Regions from separate parts of the Homo sapiens genome. Here region 1 is linked to region 2. The links are chromatin loops, found by intact Hi-C in ENCODE. Cell type or tissue: PC-3. All regions are shown on one strand.

Region 1 (2,500 bases), 320 kb after region 2:
AATTGTGTGAAAGGACTCTTTGTGAATGACACGTAATTTAAAAAACTTCTCCCTTGTCATAACAGAAACAAAAGATCAAGCAGAGGAGTGCATGTGTAGGCAAATTATGAAAGAAGTTATAGTAAAGCAATTCTTTTGAAATTATAATATTTCAGGACACCAATTATGCATGTCATGTTTCAATAGAAGACATTCATAAATTTTAAAATATTAGCTTTATTAATTATTACACATTGTACTCATAAATCATGATATCACTTTATTCTCCATAAATATATATAGCTATAATCCATCAACTTACAATTAAATAAATATGTAAATAAAAAATAAAAATACTGGCTTTTAAAATATAATGGTTTTTAAATATTTTAGTCATAGTCCTAGGCATTTTTTCTGTAAGCTGCCCACAGCTCAAAGGATAAAATTTTTATGCAGAAGACTAATAAAAGATATTATCCTCAGGAAACAAAGAATGACTCAAAATTTAAGAAAAATCTTTATGTACCCATCCACCCTAATGTCTACATGAGGACCCAGCAGGTCAAACAAAAAGGCATGGTACCTGACAAATGGAGAATTAACAAGCATAAAACAAACATTTGTAATAAATACATTGGCAGAAAGTAATTTTTCAGGAAGAAAGAGGAGGATGTAAACAGATTTACCTTGGTCAAATGGAAGAACTTGGCCGAGCACGTTGGCTCATGCCTGTAATCCCAGCACTTTGGGAGGCCGAGGCGGGTGGATCACCTGAGGTCAGGAGTTCAAGACCAGCCTGGCCAACATGGTGAAACCCCGTCTCTACTAAAAATATAAAAACTAGCCGGGCATGGTGGTGGACGCCTGTAATCCCAGCTACTTGGGAGGCTGAGGCAGGAGAATTGCTTGAACCCAGGAGACGGAGGTTGCAGTGAGCCGACACAGTGCCACTGCACTCCAGCCTCGGCAACAGAATGAGACTCTGTCTCAAAACCAAAAACAAAAACAAAACACAAAAAACAAATGGAAGAACTTAGGCGTGTATCAGTGCTTTGCTTACATAGGAATGAGATTTGCATTCTACATCTTTTACACCAAGCCATTCATATATTTCTTAAAATATAAAAAGGGAATCCATAATAATGAAATTACTATGTATTAATAGTTAATTTGACAAATGCTACATGCCCTAAAGTCTATAAAACTTTATTAGAAATAATTTTTAAAATATCTTAATATAGCTTTCCACCATATTCAGGTTTTTACTCTGTTTCAACTCTAAGGGCTATTTCATATTAAGTCTAAAGAGCAATATAGGTTGCTATAAAATATTATTAATTTAAAAATATGATAGAAAAATTAAGGCATTCATTCCAACCACCTCAATATTGTGACTAACATGTCAAGTTTTGTTTACATTTTCTAGTGTTTACAAATAAGAAAATCAGTTACATTAAGCTTGCATATGTATAATCACAGAAATGGAACACAGCAGCACACAATTTTGCATTAAAAGCACTAGGGAATGTTGATGTTCCTTTACCATGAACTGTTATGCTTTTCACATATTGTGACATCATATCTTCTTAGAACTAGGTACAATTTTCACATAGAGTGAAGAAGCAGATGTGTTTTGTCCTTAATGAAAGCATTAGACAGTGTTACTTCTATTCAGCAAATGTGACTGGAGTTTTCTTATGGCGAGTTTGTTGGTCATAGGGCAACAGAGAAAACAGATATGAGTGAAGGAAAAAGCTATGCTAAGGACGGGAGGCTGACCTGTTATGAAATAGGAAGTAGCTCATAGGAGTAATATGCCCAATAACTAGCTTGCATACCCTTGAGCAAATGACCCCCTTGGATTTTCAGTTTCTTTGTGCAAAACGTATACAATGAGAGCCCTTTAATGATAATATAGCTACAATACAAAACATTATAATTTCTGTACATGAAAGACAAGAAATACAGTACAATTCTCAAGTATGATTGAAAGGTATCTCTAAGGGTTGTTTATCTTTTCATAAGAGAATGCAGCATAATAGGCATAAGGCACTGGGTTATGGGGGATTCCGAGATGAATAGGACAGACTCTTTCTTCCTAAGAAGAAACTTCTTGAGAACAGCAAGCATTTATTAAGTACTTATTTTATTCCAGGCACTGGACTTCATTACTTCCTTACTGCAACCTGGCGCTTAAAGTGCTATCATCACAAGGATGAAGAAACAGTTCAGAAAGGCTGATTGAGATGGCTATGGTCATGCCTTATACCACTGGCAGGTGTAAGCAGTAACTCCAGACCCTGAGTGCTTCTCCATTGTAGCCCTGTGTCTTTTTTTCAGGCATGGGTAACATTTCAAGGCAAAAAGTGATGAGTACTAAGACTCCTCCAGCAAAATGCTCAGGAATCCATGAGAAAGGAAGGGAGACTTCCTCGTTTAAATGTCATGTGAATTAGAATTGTAACATGGGCAACGGTATGCCAAAATACTCCCATGTCAAAATGGCAAGGTCAAAGTAGCT
Region 2 (2,500 bases):
ATCATACCAAATTCTCAGTTTCTTTGTTTCAATAGCAAAAATGAAACAAAATAACTTAAAATACCACTTTGCAGGTTTTGTTAGTATTCTTTCATAAATTGCAAGCTTTCTGAGGGTAGGGCCCTTCCCTATTTTGTTCCCCAGCACCTAACATAGTGTGTGTGTCTCATTGCAGGAGCTCAATTAATCTTTGCTGAATAAAATTAATAAGCAATGAACACAGAGAAGACCTCAGAAGCCTGGACTAGTGGAAAGCAGAACAAAATATGGGACTCCACAATATGAAAATTATAAAATTTAACCCCAGAGGGTCATAATGTTAGGGCTTACAATAGGAAGGACTCCCCCACCACATAACCCCAGCTCCTGGTATATGTTTTGTGCTGTCAGAGTAGTGGTGGTGGAATGTGGGTAACGTGCTCTGAATGAATGTCCCCAGATGATCTTTTATGTTTGGTTTTCATGGCTAAGGAACTGGCAGAGATCTGGAGCACTTTTTCCAAAGTCCTTCTCAGAAATCCTATGAAGGAAAACTTCAAATTGAGGAGTAAGGACATCTGACGGGAGGAGGAACAGGTTTGAAGGCAAGAAGGTACAACACGCCTTCGTTGTTGGGTAACCACGGAAAGAAGAAAACAGCACAGATTCAGCTCAAACAGCACATGTGTCTTGAACCTCAGCTCTGTCCATATTCCCTCTCCTGTGGAGAAGCTATCAGGGGCTAAGAGCAGTTTGCTTTTCTTTTTAAAGTCTGTTTTTTCCAAAGCGTTCTCCTGCAGATGGGTTGACTTGGCAGCAGTGCTGGAATCTTCAAAAGCGCGGGTGGAGAACGGGGGGTATTCATTGACCTAGAGAGGGAAAATGGCTTCCCACCTACTTTAGTTTGGCAGCTGTGAGGTAGACAGAAAAAATTAGACAGCTGTAAATAATGTTTGCAAGAACCAGAGATAAAATTTCCAGGCAAAGGGCAGGAAGAAACCTATCGCAAAGCGAAGGCAGGATACACTTTTGGGACCAGAGGGGACAAGACTGCAGGGCGCTGAGGGAGTCAGTCACATGCCCTTCCTGCAGGCCGGTGGAGGGCTCCACCAGGGGGCAGTGCTGGGACATCGCTAGACCTGGATGGGCCTGGGGGGAAATGACCTGCACGGGTAGCTGGAGGAGAAGAGGTGCAGGTTTCTGCACACATAGACGTCTCCTGTCTCCCCGCTTGCCTACTTTCTCTGTCCTCACACCAACCTTTTGGTTTTGAAAAGACTCATTTCTGGTCTTACAAAATGTAGCTTTAGTAAGACTGGTCAGATATACCAAAATTGGGATAAAGTCTTAGCTTAAGTAAAGAAATATTTCAGCTGTGAATTGTGTCCCCCCCCGCGCTCCACCCCGCCAAACTGCTACATCGAAGTGCTTAACTCTCAGTACCTCAGATTGGGAGAGAATGCCAAGGGTGTGGCTGGACAGCCATGTGCTAACGAAATTAGGTACGTGACTCACGGATCCAATCAACCTCCACAGTAGATGCCAGAAATAGAGAGGTGGTTATCTGAAAAAGATCCGCGGAGTGCCCTCTTGTCTGACTGCTTGGACCCCCATGACTTGCATGGGAGGCCAATAAGGTTTTTGAGAATTTTATACCAGCAGAAACATTGACAGCATGGACTGAAAGGGACAGAGACAGGATGAAATGAAGGACCAATGGCTTCAAAGATGGTTCAGCGACTGGCTCCTCCTTGGTTGTAGAGGGTAGAACTATTGCCCAGGGCTGTGGGGGTGGGGCTCCTGTGACCCTGTGCCTGGAAGGCAGGGCTATGCATCCCCTCCCCTGTGAGCCCTGAGGACAGAACATCTAGCCAAAGAGGATTATTTTCAAGCCTTAAAATGGAATGGAATTTCCCCCGCTAGCTTCAGACTTGCTTGGGAACCATGATTCTTTCTTTTTTTTTCCCCCTGCAACTTCTCCCTTACAGAATGGGAATGTATATTCTATGCCTGTCCCACCATTCTGTTTTGGAAGCAGATAACTTTTTGTCTGGTTTCCCAGGTTCACACACAGCTAGAGAACAATTTTGCTTCAGGATGACTCATACCCTGAGTGTCACGCATACCCAATTTTATGATATTTAAGATGAGATTTTGGACTTGAGAGTTGATGTCTGAAAGACGTTTGGGGTTGTTGGGATGGAATATTTTCATTGGGTGAAGGACATGTATTCTGGTGGGGAGAGAGTGAAGTATTATGAGCTGAACTCTGTCCCCCACTTCCAAATTCATATGCTGAAATCCTAACCCCCAGGATGTGGTTTTAAAGTCAGAATGTGACTTTACTTGGAGATAAGTATTTACAAATGAGGTCATCAGGGTGGGCCCTAATCAAATACAACTGGTATTCTTATACAAAGGGGAAATTTGGAGACTGGACTGAACATCAGTTAGAAGGCACTGGCTCTGCCATCACCTGTTCTGGAGGGTCACTTAAGATTTTGGGGCCTCAGTTACTTTT

What was found. A loop is a pair of places that touch in the nucleus more often than their neighbours do. Peaks named below come from ENCODE experiments on the same cell type or tissue, not always from the same donor. Only the 100,000 strongest peaks of a DNase experiment are listed, where the experiment ranks them.
Region 1: it touches region 2 in a loop (3-fold over the local background); 1 of 110 quality-filtered maps calls a loop at or near these places.

Annotation. Positions count from the first base shown.
Region 1 is chr6:143,011,415-143,013,914 of GRCh38, reverse strand. All of the region lies in intron 2 of LINC01277 (long intergenic non-protein coding RNA 1277), which reads left to right. Among named protein-coding and RNA genes, the nearest start is that of LINC01277, 25 kb to the left of the region's middle. RefSeq lists a silencer at 1,797-1,997. In PC-3, no CTCF peak of the experiment used is centred here; no DNase peak of the experiment used is centred here; H3K27ac peaks cover 1,595 bases.
Region 2 is chr6:143,336,368-143,338,867 of GRCh38, reverse strand. All of the region lies in intron 5 of AIG1 (androgen induced 1), which reads right to left. Among named protein-coding and RNA genes, the nearest start is that of ADAT2, 110 kb to the left of the region's middle. In PC-3, a CTCF peak has its summit at 1,079 (motif pointing right); a DNase peak (open chromatin) is centred at 2,217; H3K27ac peaks cover 2,500 bases.